Linked DNA regions of Homo sapiens: regions 1 and 2 are each linked to region 3. The links are chromatin loops, found by intact Hi-C in ENCODE. Cell type or tissue: GM12878. All regions are shown on one strand.

Region 1 (8,000 bases), 130 kb after region 3:
AGGGAGATAATGAGAAGCTGAGGGCTATGAGTGAACATCTATAGGCTGAATGTGGGAGCTGGAGAGCCCCTCTGTAAGGCCTCTTTGGGAGTTTAGTAAGAGGCCCTAATCTCCTGCAGTGGAAGCATGGATGTAGCCGAGGAGCAAGTGTAGGACTTAGTAGTTAGAATCCAGGAGCTCCAGAGACCTGTAAATTCTCAACAAGTCAGGTCTGTACTGTTAAGATCAGGGCTCTGGTTGGGAAAGCTTAGGATCCTGAAATATGGGATGGGGACATCTGGGTGGTTGCCTGCAAGGACTGTAGCTGTGTGGACTCTTCTGAACCCACAACACTCTGAGCCCAACCCTCTCGATGAAAAGCTAGCCCTTCCCTCATGTGGGAAGACTGCTGTGGCCTTCCTCCACAAAGCAACAGGTGTTCCTCTAAGGAGCTGCCTCTACTGCCTCTCCTGAATGCCTCTATGATAACTAGGGTTAACTCCCAGCAGAGTTGAGCTAGGAATGTGCTAGGACTGATAAGGGAGGAAAGAGATTACACCTCAAAGGAGCTTCAAAGATTAAATAGCACTTACTGGCAGGAGCCAGGGAGGTACACTGGGGAATAAATTTTGATGAGGCTTAATCAAGGAGGCAGAACATACAACTGGATAAGCAAGAATTCACTGACTTTAGGGAACTTTCTCAGTACATGGGGTTTAACGCCGGCGAGGACCCCAGGGGATGGGGCAAACTTGCTGCTAGGGTCGCTCTTAGAAATCTGGGCTGGGGCCAGTGACCCAGCTGGCTGGTCAGAGGACTGGGGAAAAGGATGGACACTGTTTCTCAAGGACACCACCAGCATCTTGGTAGCAGCTCAGCTACAAAGGGTCACGTCCATCCTGGAAGGGCCAGTGGTTTGACCTCACAGGACAGATACTGATTCTCGGTGTTAGTTTGCCTTTCCTTTCTGCAAAGCCTCAGCCAAAACTCACCCAGGAGCTTGCCAAATGCCTGATCTGCAGGTGTGGAATCCCATACAGCATAGCATCTGACCATGGGACCCACTTCACAGGAGGTAGATCAAAACCAGCTGACTCAGACATATTTCTGCAATGTATTGTTAAGGGCAAAAAGCAAGATCTAGGGAAGTATATATATAGCATGAGCCTATTTTTGAAAATCAGAAAATGACAACCCTACTCCATGTTTGTTTATGTTTGTTTATGATTCTGACAACATGGAAAATGTCATGAAAGGATATGTACTGGCCACTAACCCTGGTTATGTTGGAGTTAGGATGAAGCAGAGGAATGTCTGGTAAAAAAGAGGAATGCTCAATGACAGAGGGAAGGAGGAGGATTTTAAAAAGTCTACATTTTAAAAAATTGCTCAGGATAAAAGAGTATTGTGATATTACTGTACCACTAAAATATAAATAGTGGTTATCTTAAAGTGATGGAATTCCAGAATATGCCAGCCTCTGTCCTCTGTTGCTTTCTGGCAATCACTCAGTCTTATATATGGAATCCTCTGTCCATCAACCACGTTGGTATTCAGTGTTTTAATCTGAAAGAAGAGAACCAAACCAAGCCTCCTGTGATATGCAAAGGCAGTGGTAGAGTTACAAGATTTCTAGACACACACACACACACACATACACACACACACACTTTTATATATAACAGTATATATGTATATATATATTTCAGTACAGCATAAAAAGTATCAACTTTGTACAACATGTCAGATAGGTTGCAAAGTGCTGGTGACACCAAGATGAATAAGACACAGTTTTACAGTATAAAGGGGGAATCAAAGCTATTTAATCTGTTAGATAGCAACAGATTAATTGAGTACCGTATGGAAGTGTTAGAAGCGTATTGACAGGGTAGTCTGGGGTCTCAGGGTGTGGGAAGGGGGTCACATAGCACAACCCAGGCTTGGGAAGGGTAAATGATACCCAATACCCCTCCAGCACCACATCAAGAAATGCCCATTTTCATTGCCTTAAGGACATGCAGTACAATCTTAGGTATTTTAAGAAAGACAGCACTTAAAATAAAGATTGAAAGGAAATATGTCAAAATCTGGACAGTGGTGATGAAGCTATTCCTTTCTATATATTCCTAATTTGTTCCAATAAGTGTGTGATGGGAGATTTTTATTTTATTTTGGTTGGATTATATCAGCTCAGGATGTTAAAACCTGCATCTTGCACAAATGAAATGCTCTCTACTGAATCAAAATGGATAAACAAAATTACTTAATGTAGGCAACATGGTAGCTCAAATCTCTAAAACCATAAAGTTCATGATAGAAGACCAGTGAAAGGTGTCTGTAGTAGTGAAAACTTTGGAAGCCACCAAACAATGAACCCGAAGATATTTTCTGGCTCTGGGGTTCTGTAATGAAAGTCCCTGAGGGTTTTCCTCTATATGTGCTCCTTTGACATAATCTCTTCTAAGAAAAGATGTGTGGTTAATTAGGTAGTTACCCATCGATAATCGCACCACCAGGTTTTCATGCCTTTGTAGATTCTTCACAAGCAATGGAAGCCCATACAGTAATCTTCACTCTTTCCTAGAGTAACCCTAAGAAATCAGCATTTTATATATCTGGAAATGGAAATCCAGGGGTCAAATGATTTGCTCAGAAAGTTTCTGAGTTAAGACTAGGTATTAAAATTTTTAGAGTCTCCTTCATCCATAAGCCTTGGAAATAGCTTCAGAGTTGTTGATGAGAATCATTTTTTTTTTTTTTTTTTTGCTGCTGCTGTTTCAAATACAGCTGGCTTCTCCTCTGGGCCCTGGTCTTACCATCCCGTGCCTGGCCCCTACCCTGCCTACTGCCCTGCATACTGCATGGTGCCTACTGCCTCCACCGCAAAACTCATCACACCCTACGAAAATTACATAATGTCTGCCTTTCCCATAAACCATACAATCTTTTCTTTGCTAGGTCTAAGACAGTGCCTGACACAAGTACAATCGTAATTAAGTAATTCATATATAAAATAATAAATATGTGTCTTTGGGTCACATAATGGCTAATTAAACACATCAAATGCTAACGATTTGTCAAGCACAGCTCTAAGCATTTTACACGTAGTAACTCATTTAACTCTCCCAACAACCAAAGGCAGTAGGTACTATTATTACTCTCATTTACACACAAGGAAATAAGGAACGGAGAGGTAAATTAACTTGCCAGGTTACACAGCTAGTAAATGGTAGAATTGAGCCTTGAACCCAGTCAGTCCGATTGCGCAGTCTGTGGTCTTAACCATGTTTAAGTCATCTAACCTCTCTATTCCTTAAATTTTCTAACAGAAAAATGGAGGTAATAATACCTACTGACTGGATTGTTGGAAGAATTTTTAAAATAATTTTTTTTAAAGAGAGTACGCACAAAGCTTTGTGCACATCAGGCATTATAATTACTTTTGTTATCAGTACCATCATTAATACCTTATCATTAATATAGTTAATTGTTAAATATAACTTTTCTACCAAAAAATAAAATACAATTATAAAAATATATTGATGAATACTTGATCCATCAAGTGAAATAAGAGCTGTGGCTTTCTTGATCTTAACTTTTTAAGATTTTCTGAATGACTTTGGGAAGATAAATTTTTGTCATTTTGTTGGGTTTTACTCATCACATCCCTCCAGTGGCATCTGCTGCCTGCCCAGCTCTATTCATCAATTATTGAACTTGTTATTACTCAGGCAATTCTCCTAGAGCACTGGGTGGTAACCGAGCAAGGGGATTGCCAAATCACTCTCAGCTGAGAAGGGATAGAGTCTCCCCCTAGTGTTGATCTTTGTGCGGAAGAATCCAAACCCAGCTTCAAGCTCTTCATGGGGCTTTTTGGTTTAGTCTGATTCTCATGACTGCAATGTGACTTTTGAAGCTAAGATTTCAAGAGTTCTGATTCTTCAGGACTTCAGCAGCAGAAATGGGGATTTATCTAGCATATTTAGTGTTTCGTATAAACCATGAATGAATATAGCTGTATATTCACACGTGTTCTGACCACTTTTCTTTTAATCATTCAGTTTTAAGATGCTGAACCCTTTAACAGTTCAGGATTAATAGTAATTACTCTACAATCCAGTACAGGGCTGACTTGAGCCACACTGGAAAGAAAGTAAGTAGAGAAAGTAAGTTTAGAATGGGTACTTCCTAAGTGACAAGTATCTTTATCCTCTGTTTCATTCACCTAGTAAGTTTTAAGGTAGGCATTAGTCTACCCACAGATATAGGGACTGAAGCTCGGAGAGCTTAAGAGGCTTGCCCAATTATTACACATTGAATACATCATAAATGTAGTTTTCAAGCCCAGTGCCAAGACCAGCCCTCTGTCCTTCGTACTTTGTTCCTCAACCTGCTGCCCTTGGCTTCTCAGGGCCCCCAACGGTTCCAGCCTCCACTGAGTGAAAGTTGACATCTCATGTTTCTCTGAATTTTGTCTTCCTTCACTTAAATTACCAGTCCTAGTAGCCAGAGGCTTTGAGGCTCTGTTCTTTGATAGTTAAACTAATAAATTGCCAATGTTACTAATCGTGGATACTTTGGCTTATAGATACTATTCTTAGAAAGTGTCTTCATCCAAGGACCTCTTCAAGGAGAACTGCTCAACGAAATAAAAGAGGACACAAACAAATGGAAGAACATTCCATGCTCATGGATAGGAAGAATCAGTATCATGAAAATGGTCATACTGCCCAAGGTAATTTGTAGATTCAATGCCATCCCCATCAGACTACCAATGACTTTCTTCACAGAATTGGAAAAAACTACTTTAAAGTTCATATGGAACCAAAAAAGAGCCTGCATTGCCAAGAAAATGCTAAGCCAAAAGAACAAAGTTGGAGGCATCACGCTACCTGACTTCAAACTCTACTACAAGGCTACAGTAATCAAAACAGCATGGTACTGGTACCAAAACAGACAGATAAACCAATGGAACAGAACAGAGTCCTCAGAAATAACACCACACATCTACAACCATCTGATCTTTGACAAACCTGACAAAAACAAGAAATGGAGAAAGGATTCCCTATTTAATAAATGGTGCTGGGAAAACTGGCTAGCCATATGTAGAAGGCTGAAACTGGATCCCTTCCTTACACCTTATATAAAAATTAATTCAAGATGGATTAAAGACTTAAATGTTAGACCTAAAACCATAAAAACCCTAGAAGAAAACCTAGGCAATACCATTCAGGACAATGGCAACAAAAGCCAAAATAGACAAATGGGATCTAATTAAACTAAAGAGCTTCTGCACAGCAAAAGAAACTACCATCAGAGTGAATAGGCAACCTACAGAATGGGAGAAAATTTTTGCAATCTACCCATCTGACAAAGGGCTAATATCCAGAATGTACAAAGAAGTTAAACAAATTTACAAGAAAAAAACAACCCCATCAAAAAGTGGGCAAAGGATATGAATAGACACTTCTCAAAAGAAGACATTTATGCAGCCAACAAACACATGAAAAAATGCTCATAATTACTGGTCATCAGAGAAATGCAAATCAAAACCACAATGAGATACCATCTCATGCCAGTTAGAATGGCAATCATTAAAAAGTCAGGAAACAACAGAGGCTGGAGAGGATGTGGAGAAATAGGAATGCTTTCACACTATTGGTGGGAGTGTAAACTAGTCCAACCATTGTGGAAGACAGTGTGGCAATTCCTCAAGGACCTAGAACTAGAAATACCATTTGACCCGGTGATCCCATTATTGGGTATATACCCAAAGGATTATAAATCATGCTACTATAAAGACACATGTACATGTATGTTTATAGCGGCACTATTCACAATAGCAAAGACTTGGAACCAACCCAAATGTCCATCAATGATAGACTGGATTAAGAAAATGTGGCACATATACACCATGGAATACCATGCAACCATAAAAAAGGATGAGTTCAGGTCCTTTGCAGGGATATGGATGAAGCTGGAAACCATCATTCTGAGCAAACTATCACAAGGCCAGAAAACCAAACACCGCATGTTCTCACTCATAGGTGGGAATTGAACGATGAGAACACTTGGACACAGGGCAGGGAACATCACTCAGGGGGGCCTGTCGTGGGGTCGGGGTCGGGGGAGGGATAGCATCAGGAGATACCTAATGTAAATGATGAGTTAATGGGTGCAGCACACCAACATGGCACATGTATACATATGTGACAAATCTGCATGTTGTGCACACGTACCCTAGAACTTAAAGTATAATAATTTTTTTAAAAGTCATCCAAATCAGAAACAAAAAGAAAGTATCTTCATCCAAAAGAGTGGTACCATAGATAGAATTGTAGGAAACTAGAGCTTGATGGGGCATTATTTAAAACATCCATATTTTAAATATAGCAACTTTAGTATTTCGAGATAAAATCTTTCAAAACCTGGGTTTGCAATGGCAAAATAATCAAAGTGATGCTTGCTGGTGAAAGGGGGGCCTCTTGTTATATCTTAAATCACATCTTTTTCATTCTATATATGGGGCCTGCTGGGTGAGGAATTTATGATGGGCCCTATGTATTATCTTATATTCTCCTAGCAATTTAGTATTTAATTGGAAGTCAGGGAATAAGAAGAGAGAGGAGGGGAGATGCTGTTTGGCAATTGGCCAGTTCTTTGAGCAAGTTTTGGTTTTTGTGGCTCTATAGTCATTTCAGTGAACAAAGTGTTCCATTCATATAGCCTGGGCTGGTTATAAGCTGGCATTGAGTGATGGCCAATTACAAATTATTCACATTTGGATCGATATCCCAGACATGAGCTCATTAACCCCAAATCCTATTATCTCACACATGTGAAGCAGAATGTTTTTAATGTGCTGACATTTTCACTGTCTACAAACCTGAGTTCTGGTGTAGTAAAAAGCCTCAACAGAAATAAGCAGAAATAAGCAGCTGTGTTGATATCTACACAATCAGTGAAATGACAGGTGCAGATTAATAGAGGTCTGCTTGTGTCACTTAGGGTTCAGCTTGAGAGTTGATGACCTTGGTGGATTTCCTACAGTTACTCATCTTATTTCCCATCTCCTTGGGAATCTAGCTTTTCTTGGCATTTAGAAACCTCTCTTCTTTCAATATCTTTAGATTATAATTCCCTGTCTTCAGGCAGTTTCTTTATTTTCCAAGACACTGGTTTTTAGGCCTGTTGGTGCTACAGCTTTTATCTACTTTAATCTTCTTTGTGTCTCTCCATAAGAATTTTAATTAATGGGCAGACTTTCTCTATAGATGGAATGCTCATACCTCCTAAAGATATACCATCACAGCTATTAGGATCATTTATTCACATGCTATCCCATTTCCTATCTCTGCAGGGGCAGGCAAATTTTTCATCACATCATTATTTTTACAGCTAATGAATTCAACCCCAAATTAACTCTGAGTTACATGGCTGCATTTCACACTTGTTTTGCTTAGGGGGTCCTCTTTGAGGGTGGCTGCCTGAGTATTCCTTTTCTGGTCTTCAAGTAAAGGGGAAAAGCTTTGACTGCTTATTTTACTAAAATACTTTAAAAAATAAATCGGTCTTCTTCCTGTCTGACTCACGATGGCATCTTAGTGGTTAAAAATTTAAATTTTGATTTCACAACATTTATTATTACATTATTATGCTTTCCCATCTTTGAAATGGGAAGGGGGAGAGAGAATATCTACCCTGCGTACTCACACAACTATTATGAGTATTAAATGTGTTTGCAAAGTGTAAAATGCTGTACAAAAATATGCACATGCATGTATCAGTGGCTCTTGGGGGTGCTTTTGTCCCACAGGGGGCATTTGGCAATGTCCGGAGACATTTTGGGGTGTCGAAACTTATGTGGGGGAAGGGAGAGGTGCTACTGGCTGGCTTAATAATGCTGCTAAGGTTAATAGTACTGCTAAGCTTCCTATAATGTACAGGAGAGCCCTCCTCAACAAAAAAATATCCAGCCCCAAATGTTAATAATGCCAAGGTTAAGAAACTCTGAATAAAAA
Region 2 (8,000 bases), 110 kb after region 3:
TAGCTCAACACTGTTTGGCCAGGAATTCCAAGTTTCATATAGGGAAAATTCTACTCTGCTTGAAAATAGTAATTTAAAAAAGGAATTACCTATGAAATTTACCTATCAAGGAATAAAAGAATGCTGGTTTGAATAATTTTAAGTTAATCAATTTGTAAATGGTTAAGGCCATCTCCAGAAGAAATGTTTGTCTTTTTCAATTTTCACATTTCATTAAACATATAAATCCTACATTCTCTACCTTGGATATTTTTGTCCCCATATCTTAATGTGTGCATCTCGAAAAAATAGTTTTATCCTTAAGTACAAGGAAAATTTCCAGCATGTTTTGCCAAAAAACCACTTACTGGGATAAGCACAATTCCACGACAATGAAAAATTGTGAGGTAGCATTCAAAAGATTCCTGCAGCTTTCCAAACTGGTTTAACAGTTGTGACATATAGTTCTAAGCAAAAAGAGTGCAGGTCAAATATTATCCTGCATATTTACATTTTGGAAGTCTTGCTTTTTTTCCTCTCTAATAGTCTCCGTAGGAGGTCTCATCAAGAATATTTCATATCCATGTTGCTAAATACTTATAAAATTTGAAGACCAGCACCAAGGTATCTTATTTCAAATGTTGGGCTGCATCATTTTCCATGATGGTCCATTATGTTCCTTTCTGTACTTGAAGCTTCGCCTTTTACGGGTCATGAATAAAGTTTGGATGAGTTTCCCATGCCTTAGGATCTTGCATAGAAATATATGACAGTCATATGTTTGATATTTTCTGGGACTTCCACAATTAAAATTTTGTTTCCAGTTGTTAACCTTGTGTCCCAGATTTTGACAGAGAAATACAGTCATTCTATTTGGAAGGGTAAAGATGGGTTTAATAAAATGTAACCCCAAAAGCTCTTCATTGTTTCTCAATAAGTTATATCTTAACTGCAACAGGCCCATGAATTTGTTATTTTTATGAGATCAATTTGATTATAGTTAGTGGCAAGAAAATACTGGGGAAATGTGATAGCATGAAAAATAAATTTTGAAAGCGTATCATTATTGGATATACTTACTGTTAAAGGACCAGATGCTCTTTCTCAAACCATCAGAAAACTTTTATTATCATCCATTTGTCTTTATCTCTTTTAACTTTTGCTTTTTTATTAAAATGGACTGAATTGAATTATTTATTTAGGAGGACTTTCTGTATGTAAAAATCAATATGTCACAGTGTGATTGTCATAGCACAGAACTGATTACAATATGGAATTCAGGGAAAGTTCCCATATTATAGGCTTCTCGTATTCAAGAGAGAGGCCATGGTATTAATAATCTCTTTCTTTAAGATATTTAAACTCAAGCAGCCGAGACAGAACACTTGAACGTTATCTCCCAAACCTGCTTTTTAAAAATCTTTTCTGTTGCTTATGTTTGAAAGTCATTGTTCATCTCTTTCTCTCCTTCAACTCCCAAATTTAACCCCTCAGCAAGTCTCAAATACATCTCAAATCTGTCCACTCTTCTACAGCTTCATGGCACTAGTCCAAACCATCATCTTCTTTCATCATCTTCCATCTAGAGCAGGGGTTGGCAAACTTGTTTTATAAAGGGCCAGATAGTAGATAATTTAGACTCTACAGGCCATATGGTCTCTGAGGCAACTGCTTAACTCTGCCGTTGTAGCATAGAAACAGCAGTAGACTATATGTAAATGAATGGGCATGACTGAGTTCCAAACAATTTTAATTATGAAGGCAGGTCCTTGGTCAGTATTTTGCGTACGCCTGATCTAGTCTATTTCAATCAACTTCTTACTCCCCATGTCCACTCTTGCTTCCCTCCAGTTCCTTCATAATGCAATCAGAATTATCTTTTCACAATTGGAATCTGATTACATAGGCCAAAGACTTTCCATTGCTCTACGGTCTGAGTTTCTTGCCATGGCCAAAAGGCCCCGCATTTTTTTTTCCCTCCTTCCCTTGGCCTTGCATTTTTTGTATCTGACTTCTGCTCTAGCCTCACGAAGTATCATTCTCCTTAGTCTGTATGTTTTACTCACAGGGACTGTTCTTCCCCCTTGGAATTTTCTCTCCAACTGTCACTGCCCAGTTAACTCCTAGTTATCCTCCAAATCTCAATTTGTATGTCATTTACTTCCAAATATCTCCTCTAACCACCATCTTCATTCAGGCTAATTTGGATGCCCTAGCAATAACCTTCATAGAAATTGTAATTAAATCATTAATTTTATAATTATTTATTTAATATTTCTCCCATTTAATAGTAAAGTCCCTGAGGGATCTTGTTCACTGCATATCTTGTTCACTGGGTCTGACATAGTACCAGGTACATGGCACATATGCCAGTTAGTAATGCATTTGGTTGCAAATAACAGAACCTGATTGCAATAGCTGAACCAAATGGAGATTTTTTTTTTTTTTTTTTGAGATGGAGTCTCACTGTGTCACCCAGGCTGGAGTGCAGTGGCGCAATCTCGGCTCACTGAAAGCTCTGCCTCCCGGGTTCATGCCATTCTCCTGTCCCAGCTTCCCGAGTAGCTGGGACTACAGGTGCCCGCCACTGCGCCTGGCTAATTTTTTTGTGTGTTTTAGTAAAGACGGGTTTCACTGTGTTAGCCAGGATGGTCTCTATCTCCTGACCTTGTGATCCATCCTCCTTGGCCTCCCAAAGTGCTGGGATTACAGGCGTGAACCACTGCGCCCAGCTGATTTTTTTTTTTAATCACATAGGAAAATGTCTGAAGACAAGCAGTCCAGTGGTGGTATAGTGTCTCTAAAATGTCATCAAAGCTCAATGATCCATCTCGTTATTGACTGTATCCTCATGGTTACAAGATGGCTGCCACAGTTCCAGGAATTGCATCTGCATTCCAAACAGAAAGTTTAAAGATACTGCCAGATAAATTTCTCCTACTTAAAACAAAAAGCAAAAAACAAAAACTCTTTTCTTTATCTCTCATTATCTAGCCCTAGTAAGATGGTAACCCTTGGCTGCAAGTGAGTCTTGGAAGTTATTATTTTTGTAGAACGTGCTGACATCTTGAAAGAGATGGGATTATATTAGTTAGGAGTAAAAGGAGAATGAATACTGAATAGGCAAGGAGTACCATCTGCCCTAGTAGACAGATTCACTAAATATTTTTTGAATAAACCAATGAAGACTCAAAACTGCTTAGAAATTGAAATAAATCTATTACAGGAAAAGAATATGAGTAACAATGGCACCTGGGCCTATATCAATTTTCTCTTTTTAACAAATTTTACTCTGCTTAATTTTATTGCTTCATTTGCTATAAATGTTTCCAAGGGTCAAAAAAAATAGGCAATTAGCGGGACATAATCTAAACTTAAAATAGTCATTTGTTGTTTTTGGCTTTTGCTCCTGCAGAAATCTTCAAACAACACTAAGCTGGAATGCCTTTACTGATATGTGCATTTTAAGCCAACATTATTTTCTTTGTAAATACCTTATTACAAAATTATAACATATGAATATTTTAGCAGTAATAATATGGGTAATAGTCCTTAATGGCCTGATCTGCCTATAGGCTCCTAGTTCAGTATATAGTATTATTTTCAGGCAACACTATAAAAATCTGATTTTATGTTGCCCCGCTGTGAACATCTTCAAGTCAAATAGCAGAAGCGATGCTCTTCTCTTATTTAATTTTTTAATAGCTCCCTAACCTACATTCTGAAGAATCTATATATAAAATGTAACTAGGAGACAGTCTTAATAACAAAACCATCCAATCTTTTGCAGTCTGTTTTTCTGGTGTAAACTATTTTTTGCAGTTCTGATTCAGTTTAGAAAAGTGAAAATTGGATTTTTCTGAGGCATTAAAGAATTGGAGCAAAGATGTGTTTTTAAGGTTGAGTTATAATATTAAGGATCTTAACAGTGTTTAATAGCACTTGAGAACTTGTTATATGGGAAACTTAAATCATTTCACCAATATCAGCCCCTTGGTCAATGTTCTGGACCTGTTGGGCTGCTCTACACCCTTGCCTCTTTCCTTGGTCAGTGCTCCTTGACTTCCTTATGGGGATATCACCTCTCCCACTGGGTGCAGAGTGGTGGGACTGCTAGGACTCCAGCCAGGAGCTGGACTTCTCTCCTGACTTTGGACAACTTCTGTATTTGGGACTTATTTATCAGACCACTGCCACTGGGTGCCTAGTCTCACAGGCTGCCCTAGTTCCTGTTCTTCTATGACCTGGCTCTCCAACTTCTCTTTGCTTCTATGAGCTGGTTTACATCTTTCCAACAAATTCCACTCCTCTTGGCTGCAGTTGCTGCAACCAAAGAGCCCCAGTGATACAATCTGCTACACTGGAATATAAGCACCATGACACAGGCAGTGTGGCAGAGACTGCTAGACAACTAGCCAGTATCATTTCTTCTTTACTAACAGATTCCTGATTTTACTTAGGATAGAAATATGCCCAGCTAAAAATGTTCACCCTCCCATTCTGGTTTCCAGTGAGGGGTGGCCACGTGATGTAGCTCTGGTCAATGACATATGAGCAGAAGTCTGTTGGTGATTTCTATAAAGCCTTTACTTTCCTAACACGGGCATTGCCTCTTCCTTCTCTGTTTTCTTTTGCTTGTTTGGTATGCAGATATAATTTCTCACAGTGGAATAGTTATCTTGTGATCATGAAAGGACAAGTGTGCGTATAAAAATCAGCCCTTTAAGGAGGGTAAACAGACAGAGAGAAGCTGGGTCCTTGATGGCATCACAGCCTACCCTGCCAATCTTGGCTGCCTCCCTCATGATTTCTCATTAGGCCAAAATTATAAAACTCTCTTTGGTAAAGCCACTGGAGTGGGATTTTCCATTACTTAGTGTCATACTAATATTCCTAACTAATATGGGTGTTTTGTCTATTATTATGTATTCAGTGTTTGAACCCCTACCCCTAAAACAGTGCCTGATATATAACAAACATTAAAATATATTTGTTAAATGAATGAATGAATGATAATTGCTAATGAGAGAATCTTCATTTCTATATATAATCCCTTAGTATCACCATCTCATAGACAGGGAAAATGATACATGCTGCATACATTTAATGTATTTGCAGTTAGTGGCTCTATCACTTGACTTAGCCTTTCTGATGCATTGACTTTATCCAAGTATGCTGCAGAAGAGAAAATGAATTTGAAAAGAAAGAACATACGTAAAAAAAGAGAATAAGTCATCATTTAATTATAAATCCTGGTCCAGAAAATATGGCAAAAGAGGTTATTTCAGAATTTGAAGATCTACTTTGTTTCTTCACTCCATTGATCTGGTCCCTTCCTGCTAGTAGGCTGTACATACCAATGTGTGGTTCATACACCATTTAACATACCATCACCTTGTCCTTCAGAGACAGAACAACTGATCTGCTATCTGTAGGATATAAACTCTGATTTCCCCCCAAATCAGGAACATTTGGGGCACAGCCCCCTTACTGTCTTGTTTGCTCCTTCTTGTGGTCTGAGGCACTGTGTTGGTCATAAAGCGATTGTGTCTCAGCTCCACCTCCCGCCACTCTGCTCTGTGTTGCTGGGGCTGGGCCTGAAGACCACCTTTCTCCTTTGCCAGCTGGATCCCATGAAGTTCCACCAATGGAACTGGAAGGCAGGAGGAAGAAAGGGGGACTGATCCTTCCTGTTTATTCATTGTTACCACCTGCATCACTCCAGCATTAGCCCTTCATCTTGTCAGTGGCAGTTTGCTCTAGTTTACAACTTTTTTTCCCATCAGTTAGACCAAAATTTGTCTCATCATTCCCATAAGAGCTGGGAAGGGTCTTTTTTCCTGAGGTCTGAGTATAAGCTCAGTAGGATACTTCTTCCGACCTCTTAAGTTTTAATAACCCCACCTCTTTCATTTTGTTTCGCCAGCCCTATAGGGAGAAGCTACCTTTTCTGTGTGTTATTTTGGTGTTCTCTTCTTGCCTTTTCAGTCCTCCAACGATTTTCTGACTAATTCCTTTTTTTTTTTTTTTCTTTGAGACAGGATTTTGCTCTGTCACCCAGGCTGGAGTGTGGTGGTGTGATCACAGCTCTGTGTAGCCTCGACCTCCTGGGTTTAAGCCATCCTCCCATCTCAGTCTCCCGAGTAGTAGCTGGGACTACAGGTGGGCAATACCACATCTGGCTAATTTTTGTACATTTTGTAGCGATAGGGTCTTGCCATGTTGCCCAGGGTGATTTCAAACTCCTGGGCTCAAGCAACCTGCCTGGTTCAGCCACTCAAAGTTCTCGGATTATAGGCATGCGCCACCATGCCTCATCCAACTAATTCTTTATATCTTTTTTTCCCTGTTAAAATAACTGAGGTAGTTTTTGTTTTCCTGACTGGCCCTTATCAAAATGTGCATCATGTTTAAAATAGCAGGATGGGGCTGATAAGGGCTCACCTTGTGTGAATGACCTCCTTTCCGTTGGTCTCTGATTACCTCCATCCACCTCTGCTTCAACCGAAACAGCTTCTCTTTATATATATATTTGACTTCCATGTAAGATTCTGGTTCCACAGCTCAAAAATATTGGAAAACCGTTGAACTGACCTAATTGGTCCTTACTATCAAGAAGTGACTTAAGTACAGAACTTAGAAAAATTGTAGTCTATAAAACATTATTTCATGGAAATTAAAGAATATTAAGTAGTTAACAAGTCACCAAGACTGGTGAGATTTTCATAATCCAAAGCTATCCTCTCTTGAGTGTCCTCCTAACTGGTTGCAATGTTTCCAGTTTCATGTGCTCGCTTCGGCAGCACATATACTAAAATTGGAACGATACAGAGAAGATTAGCATGGCCCCTGCGCAATGTTTCCAGTTTCTTTCTCTCACCACGTGAAAATCTGGACTATCCCTCAAAGCCCAGCTCTATTGCCGCCTGCTTTAGACAGCCTCCCCTAAGGAGACAAGCCAGTACTCATCTCTCTTTTGTAACTTCATATGACATGGGGTCTATTTACTTCATCAACAGCACTGTTCTTACTCCCCAGTAGGCTTTATAAAAGTCCTTAAGGGCTGGGTGCGGTGGCTTACGCCTGTAATACCAGCACTTTGGGAGGCCAAGGTGGGTGGATCATTTGAGGTCGGGAGTTCAAGACCAACCTGGCCAACACGGTGAAACCTCACCTCTACTAAAAATACAAAAAATTAGCCAGGAGTGGTGGCAGATGCCTGTAGTCCCAGCTACTTGGGAGGCTGAGGTAGGAGAATTGCTTGAACCTGGGAGGCAGATGTTGCAGTGAGCCGAGATCGTACCACTCCACACCAGCCTGGGCGACAGAGTGAGACTCCGACTCAAAAAAAGAGTCCTTAAGCAGGAGAACCAGTCCTATTCATTTGCATTTCATATTGGAGGTGGCACCTGATGCTGTCCAACCAGGCAGCAGAAAGTAGGGAAAAGAGCAAATAATTGGGAATGCAAAGATCTGCATTCGTGTTTGAGGCCTAACTTCATCTAAGCCATCAATTTCATCATCTTTTGTGGAGCACTTTCCTAGGGTTAATCACGTCTTTGAGTCTCAGTTGCATTATCTGTGAAGTGGAGAGAATAAATAATAACCTATCTTAGAGGTTATGTTAGGCTCAAATGAGGTAACAGATGTAAAACTGCTCTATAGCTATTTATTGTTGTGCTCTAAATGTACCTATTGAATTAAATTTTATATGGTCAGTACTCTCAAGGCAATTACATGAAAAGACTTGAGTGTTTTCCCTTAGTCACTTGATCTCTTTAGGGTTTTATGATATTCTGGTTTTGTTGTGTCACTCACAACAATTGTTAAGGGCCTTAAATGTTCTAACCAATGCTGGCTGTTACCCCCACATCATTGGACATGCAGCCAAATGCCCATGATAGGGTCCCTACAAATTATCCATTAGCCTATGGAACTTTGCCAATATCCCATTCAGCCAAAGAGCTCAGGCTTGAATTGATTATACATCCAAGTAGTTATGCAGTAAATGCTCTCGAATG
Region 3 (8,000 bases):
GGCCAGGCTGGTCTTGAACTCCTGACCTCGTGATCCACCTACCTTGGCCTCCCAAAGTGCTGGGATTACAGGCATGAGCCACCACACCTGGCCTTGAACTTGTTTTTTTATTGGTAATACCATTATTTCTTCACTGTCAGTATTCTTTGACTAGTTTTTTTAGAGTTGGTCTGAGTACTGTATACATAGGCAGGTACAGTGGCTCACGCCTGTAATCCCAGCATTTTGGAAGGCCAAGGCAGGTGGATCATTTGAGGTCAGGAGTTCAAAACAAGCCTGGCCAACATGGTGAAACCCCATCTCTACTAAAAATACAAAAATTAGCTGGGCATGGTGGTGGGTACCTGCAATCCCAGCTACTTGGGAGGCTGAGGCAGGAGAATCGCCTGAGCCTGGGAGGCGGAGGTTGCAGTGAGCAGAGATCACACCACTGCACTCCAGCCTGGGTGATAGAGGGAGACTCCGTCCCAAATAAATAATTAAATAAATACTGCATATCTAATATTTCCTTGTTCCAAAAAGATTTGAACAACACAGAGTACTTGTACAAAAGATCTTTCCATTCTAGTCTGTTAATTCTACCAAAACCATTCTTCTAAAGGAAGCCCTGTTTGCAGCTTGTATTTCTTTTCAGAACTTTTTCAATGCACAATTACATTCACATATATTTCATATCTGCAAACATATATTATCTATATACACTATATATATACCTATATATTGTTTGTGTATAGGTCTCAAATATGCCTATATATACTCATGTACCATATGATTATAGTGGCTATCAAGTATTCCATATTACGACTGTATTTTAACTTAGTTAACTGCAGAACATTTAGATTGTTTCCATTTTTGTGTTTAAAAAATGCAATAAATCAGTAACATCCTTGTCTTAATTCTGACCATTGGGAATTCTTCTAGTGTTTCATTGTTAAATATGTTAGTCCATATAAATATTACTTGTCATGACAAAGTGGACTTCTTCTATCTTCAGTTTACTGAGACATTTATTTCTTTAATTATGAATAGTTGCCAAATTCTAGCAAGTGCTTTTTGCCTTCTATTAAGATGATATTACTTTTTTGACCTCTTAGTGTGATGAATCTTATTAATGTGTTATTAAATAATCCTTTCTGTATGATTGAATTAACCCTTTTGGTAAATTATTCTTTTAATAATAAATTATTGAATTTCATTTGTTCGTATTTTATTTAGAACTTTGAATCGATATTCATTTGTTTATATTTTTAACTTGACCAGGAACTGGCTTCTAGATATTTAAAGGATGTGTCATTGCAAATGTAAGAGGGTTGAAAATAGACACACACCCAGCAGCCTAGGAATCTGGGATGTCTTCCACACAGCTCTCATAATAAGCAACTCCTTTAGTCCCTATTAAAAATAGGGAAGAGGACTTCCAGCCTCTCCTGTGCTAAGTGATTCCATGTTTTCTCTGGGCCTCTAATTTGGAGGGTAAGACTGGAGAGACAGTCTGATCAATGCGCCAGTACCCACCTCCATCCAATTCCATAGAGCCTAGAATCTTTCAGGGGGATGTGCTTATTCTCTCTTATCCTTCTTTATAGTTGACCAACTGGGAGCCAGCCATCTCAACAACTTTTTGAAGAGAAGCACGATGTAAAAAAACTAGAATTAAATCAAAACTGGAATTGATTTGGATATTTTGTATCCTTGGTAGCCTTTCAAACAGAAAAGATGATTCTTATTAGCAGTTTCTATTTAAAATTGGAATTACAGTAATGATATATTCATTTATAAAAAGTATAATGTTTGGCCGAGTGCAGTGGCTCACACCTGTACTCACGTCACTTTGGGAGGCTGAGGCAGGAGGATTGATTGCTTGAGCCCAGGTGTTTGTGACCAGCCTGGGTAACATAGTGACACCCTGTCTCTACAAAAAAATAAAAAATCATCTGGGCATGGTGGCACATGCCTGTGGTCCCAGCTACTTGGGAAGTTGAGCTGGGAGGATTGCTTGAGCCTGGGAGGTCGTGGCTGCAGTGAGCTGCAATTGCACTACTGCACTCCAGCCTCGGTGACCAAAAAAAAAAAAAAAAAAAATTTATGAAAAATAGTGATTTTTTTTTTTTAAAGACTACTTCTTCTTCCCTACCCCCAGGACTAGTAGAGCCAGAAGGGGGTTACTTTGGGAAATTACTATTTGCCACCAGCTAGAAAAAGCCTGTTCTGTGAATAAGACAAGTGGTTATGAAAGAGGATGTGGTTGGGGTAGATTCAGTTTGTGGCAATCATTTTGAAGCATTCTAAGAAAGGCTTTATCTGTTGGAATACAGAAAAGTGGTATTAATTTCTCCACCTCTAAGTGTAATCATGGCACTTCCCCTTACTAATTCATGTATCAGGTTTGTTGTGAGGATTATGTGAATTAATATACGTGAAATGCTTGGACTATTGCCAGGCACATAGTAAGCTCTCAATAAATGTTATTTTCTTATTATATTTATAGAATGTTAATTATTATGAAGGTGGGCAGCTTCTGATGTGACTGCCAATGATCCCAACTTCCTGGTATTCATATCCTTGTGTAATCCCCTCCAGTTGAGTGTGGGCTTAGTTACTTGCTCTTAATAAAAAGAGTATGACAAAAGTGGTGGAAATACTAATGTCTATTAACAGTAGACAGTGGCTTGTATTTTGCTGGACTCTATATCTTTCCCAGCTTTCACACTTTGCAAACTACCATGTTTGAGAGGCCCACCTGGCACAGAATTAGGGATGGTTTCTGTCCAACAGGCTGCAAGGAACTGAATTCTAACAATAACCATGTGAGTGAGCATGGAAGTGGATCCTTTCCCAGTCGAGCCTTGGAATGACTACAGCCCCACAGGACACATTGATTGCAGCTTGTGAAAGACTCTGAAGCAGAGTACCTAGCTAAATTGTGTCCAAATTCCTGACTCACAGAAACTGTGATTTTGTTCTTTTAAGCCACTAAATTTCGGGGCAATTTGTTATGCAACAAGAAATAATACATTTTTTTTGTTATCAGTATCATAATAATCATTATTATTAGCAATATAACATAGAGTTAAGAATATGACCTTATTCTAGAATCAAATGGCCTGAGTTTGAATCCCAGCTCTTCCACTTACTAGCTGTTTGACCTTATGTCAATTATTTTCCTCAACAGCAAGATGGAGCTAATAATAGTTGTGAAGAGTAAATGAATTAATACATGTAAAAACTCAGGCACTTAGTAGGTGCTGTATCTGCTGGATGCTGCTATTATTTAATGAAGTGGAAACCAGTACACAGACCCTGCTCCTGCTAGTATTAGCCATCAGCTCTGGTTTTCTGTTAAAATCTTTTGCAAACCAAGAATTCTTTCTAGTTTTAGTTTATAAATACATTCAGCCCAGTGCTGAGGTGAGAGGCAAACAGAAAGAATAATGGTTTCTACATTATTTTATGAAGAGAAACTGAAAGTCCTTTCAAGTAAACCTTCTTAAAGATAAGGAATTGGTTTCGTTCTCTGAAAGAGAAGTGAAATTTCATGCCATCTTGTCATCTACACTCAAATATTGCATATTACTTAGATGGATTACAGTAGACAGGGGGATAAGCCCTTAGTTTACATTCACAGTTCTTACATGGCAGGCTCAGAGTAACCATACTATTGAATGCTGAGTCAAACAGAAGCCACAGAAGTAATTAGGTTCTAGTAGTCCAAGAAAGAGCTGGGCAGAGGCAAGGTCTAAAGAAATAACTTCACTAGGTAAGAGATTAAAATTTGAGCCAGTGTAAGATCAGACAAAAGCAAGCTTGAAAACAAAGAGGTCATTTATGGAGGCAAAGATTAGGTGTCAAAAGACCTTTAAAGAACAAAAATAATACATCACATTTGTATAGCACTTCAGGGTTTACCACACGTTTTAACACACAGTATTTTATTAGCTCCTCACAACAACTGGGTAAGGCAGTGCTAATATGCTATTCTCATTTTGAAACAAGGCAATGGAAGATCAGTGGGGTTAAGTTACTTACTTGAGTTCACACAGCCACTAAGTGGGATTAGAGTCAAAACTTCTTTCTGATCTGTGTGATAGAATATTTGGTGTGATAAAGCCATTGGGTTATCTTTTTTCATCAGTTCCTGTGTCATCCAAGATAGGATTATTTAGGACTTAACATTCTTGACCAGGAATGTATACTCTGTGAGCAGGGCATGGCAGACACCTTGTAAGTGAGCTTGAATTTTGAGTTCCAAGTTCCAAGTAGGTTTATTTTATTCCAGTTAACAAACTTTGCTTCTCTCCATATTCCTGTTCAGTAGCTATTTTGTGAGACGTTCCAAACTCCCTGAAATCTTTTGATAAAAATTAAGTAAGAAAATGTTAAGTTCCATGGATATTCGAAAGTAATGACTCCCTATTTAAAAACTACCTTGCACTAACTACCTATGACATTTTCACAATATTTTATGGTATAAGTTTGGAGTTGATTTCAGTATAGAAACACCATTTAATATAATGCGGAAAATGGCCCTGGATTATGCTTTTTGCAAACCATACCCGTCATACAATATAGCAACATGAGGTTTTTTTTTTTTATCTAACCTTAAATTTATCCTTCATAAGCAAATAGTTTATATGTCAGTTTTTATCTTTCTTTGCCAAATACTATGTATCAGTAATCTTTATAAATTTTTACTAAATATAAACAATGTGCCTAGGACCCAGAGATGTCCTTAGGCACTGTAGTCTAGAAAAGGACATAAGTTATTATGTCCATGTTAGGGATTTTTTCCTCTCCTTCTAACACTCAATGCCTTCATTATGTAGCCAGTTGAGTGTTTCACGCTGAGGCACCCTTTCAAATGTGCCATTCTTTGGAATGGCCTTAGGATTCTAGATCTTCCTCTTACTCAGCTGGTCTACTGAGTGCCATATGGTATATTAGGTTCTCTGACGATATAGAGTCTTAGTAGGTAAAAATATATGCAAGCACATTCATTCATTCATTGCATAACTATTTACTGCCCCCATGGAGCTTTCATTCTGATGACAGAGACATTCAATAAACAAGATAATGCAGAAAAATGTGCATAGTGAGAAATGCTAAAGATTTTAAAAATCAGAAAAGGAGATTTAAAGGAGGGTTTTGAAATTTTGGTCGGGAAGACCTCACTAAGGTGAATTTTGAGTAAATAAGTGAGGAAAGAAGCTAAGTGACAAGATGAAAGTCATGCACAGCAAAGGTTTGTGGAAAGTACTTTAGAAACACACACAATGATGTTAATGGCAGCCAATACTCATATAATATATTTTATATTCCAGACAATGTTCAGAGCACTTCATATAGATTAATTGATTGATTTGGGGTGAGGGGATTGGGACAGGGGATAAGGGATGGCTGCACGGAGGTGAGACATTCAGGTTGGCCCTGAACAATGAGAATGAGTGTTGGGACTGGGGAGCTTCTGGATGCTGGGATGTGGTGAGAGAAGTAGGGAAACATGTATGCAAACAGCAGAGACAAAACACACTTGAAGTGACTGGGGAATGTGTCTGGGAGTCAAAGTCATTTTAAAAAATAACTGTCTTGATATTTTTCTAAGAGAAAAAAATCTGTTTTATTGAAGACAATAGCATAAAAGGACAGGGGAGGAGGTGTTTATATTTATAATTCACAAAGTAACATTTTAGGATCTAGGCTTTACCAGAGGAGGGGAGAAAAAAACTTCCACTCATCCCTGCTTACTCATCTCAGGGTAGGCCAGGATTCAAGAAATGACACAGTAGAAAAAAGCACTGTCTCATTCTCATTGAGATAGGAATAATACAGGGTGGTCACAGGAGAATAGAAAATTCCAGGCAGTAGTTTCACATGAGCAGCAAAAGGAAACTGTTGAAATACCTGCGTAAGCTAGGGGCTGATAAGACCCTGAAAAACCAGGGTGTGGGCCAAGCTGGCTATGACCGACTAGACCCTACATGGTGCTGGATTTGACCTAGGTTTCTCCTAGGACCTCATTATATGCTCATTAACATACAAATCACAAACCCGTCAGTGCCATGACAGTTCTGGAAACCCCCTGTTTGGTGTAAAAATGGATGGCACCATAGTTCCAAGAAATCTTCAACTTTTTCCAGGAATCTTCATAAATATACCACCCCTTGGTTAAAGAAGCCCTAAAGGGAGAAGCCCCAAACTCCCTTGTGTGACGCTTTCTTGAGTACGCCCACACTCCCCTTTCTTAAGTGTGGATTTTTCACTTTGTAATAAATCTCCATATTTTCACTATTTTCTGACTCATCCTTGAATTCCTTCTCTTGATGGTGTCAACAGCCTGGACACCAGCTGGGGTGGATATCCCACCAGTGTTTTCCATTCCTCCCCAGCCCACCAATATCATCATCATCCCTTTTTCCAATCAGGCAGATAAAATTGACTCACATCATTTAAGTGGCCACTTCTTTGCCTAAATATCAGGCCAACTTTGGAGGTGCTATGTGGTATAAACAAAACATCTGTCTTCTGGTTTTTGTGCCCATGTTGTTTTAATTTTCAATGTCCAAGATAATTTTTTTCATGCATCTTGAATTTTCTCATACAATTTTTCTCCAAGCTAGCAGGGAGGTGATTTGTGCCACATGATGAATAATATGCTAAGGAAATTCTCCCTATCTTCACACTTCTTTGAAAACACCCAGTACAAAAGACAATGATAATTTGAATATCTTAATGCCATTACATTAGCAAGGAAATTACTTCAGCATGAAGCCGTCACAATTTTTATTGCAAATATCAATGAATGGAAAGAGATTTTACCCTTGAGATTAAGAGCCTGTTAAAGGACAACAGATTGTTCTCCTGAAGTTATTTACTGAGCTGCCTAAACCCTTGCAGTATCTTAACTTAACAAATACTTTTAACTATTAAAAAAAAAAAAACCCCTTTCTTCTGGATATTCATATTTTTTTTAAGTATAAATGCTTCTGAGAATTTGTTCAAATCACACAACCATTAATCTATTATTGGCTATAGTAGAAAAAAAAGGCAGGGTCAGTGACATAAGTAGATGACTTTTTGGAATGAAAATAAAGAGTTTGACCTTATGTCTCAGTTTATGAATATGCTAATAACCATTAACTTGCTCTGTTTTTTTTTTTTTTTTTGGATTTTTGTTCTGGCAGCTCTTTAAGAACTTGGTAATGACAATTTTTCAGGTGACTTTCTCGCAAAAGCAGGGTGCAGTTGTAATAATATTTCAGTAATAGAAACAGTAGGCAAGCAGAGGAAGGAGGAGGCATGGAGGAAGTCACTTCAAAATTTGTCTGTGTCTATATGTTTATTTTTTAATTAAGACAAAGGTATAAAATGACTTGTGCAGCATGTTGTTTACGTTTTCATTATATAAATAATTAAAACGTTTAAAAAGATTAAAATATTAGCCTTGAGTTATTATAAACAGCAAGTGTCAACACTGCATACATACACTTAACTAAAATTAAATTATGGAATTCTCTAACCAGAGTGAATAAGTTATTAAAATTAAGCCAGTGGAAGCAATCTACACCAAATAAGCTATAATTTGATACTGAAATGAATAGTACATCTTCCACAGGGCTCCACATTCAGCCTCCTTCTCCTCATTCTCTTCTCTATTTCCTGGGCACCTGCTACTATCATCCATGAAATGATCATTGCCAAATCTCATCCCATTCTCTGACTCCTATCATGAGTTGCAGACTTACTTTTTCAATTATTGTATCCTTTCTTTTAGATTGGGGTACCTAAAGGCAACATATCCTCAAACATTCTCCTCTTCTTTCCCTTCCCAATTTTTGGTTAATGGCACCATAGTTCACCTAGGTGCTCAAACTGGGAAACTGTGAGTCACCATGGCAACCCCTTTCCACCAAGTCTCCACATCCGGGTGGTAACTGTCTTTTTCTGTCTATTCTACCTTTTTAGTAGCCCCTGAATTTATCTCTTCTCTATTTTTACTGCCACTG

Evidence for each region. Peaks named below come from ENCODE experiments on the same cell type or tissue, not always from the same donor. Only the 100,000 strongest peaks of a DNase experiment are listed, where the experiment ranks them.
Region 1: a loop joins it to region 3, with 2.8 times the contacts of the local background. A loop is called at or near these places in 2 of 110 quality-filtered maps.
Region 2: it touches region 3 in a loop (1.9-fold over the local background); 2 of 110 quality-filtered maps call a loop at or near these places.

The regions. Positions count from the first base shown.
Region 1 is chr12:45,539,791-45,547,790 of GRCh38, reverse strand. The region is part of intron 1 of LOC105369743 (a long non-coding RNA gene); the gene reads left to right. Among named protein-coding and RNA genes, the nearest start is that of LINC00938, 180 kb to the left of the region's middle. RefSeq lists an enhancer at 3,651-3,945. In GM12878, a CTCF peak has its summit at 3,797; a DNase peak (open chromatin) is centred at 3,800.
Region 2 is chr12:45,553,426-45,561,425 of GRCh38, reverse strand. All of the region lies in intron 1 of LOC105369743 (a long non-coding RNA gene), which reads left to right. It also overlaps the pseudogene LOC124903092. Among named protein-coding and RNA genes, the nearest start is that of LINC00938, 170 kb to the left of the region's middle. In GM12878, no CTCF peak of the experiment used is centred here; no DNase peak of the experiment used is centred here.
Region 3 is chr12:45,664,807-45,672,806 of GRCh38, reverse strand. No RefSeq gene overlaps it. Among named protein-coding and RNA genes, the nearest start is that of LINC00938, 59 kb to the left of the region's middle. In GM12878, no CTCF peak of the experiment used is centred here; DNase peaks (open chromatin) are centred at 2,216 and 3,586; H3K4me3 peaks cover 387 bases.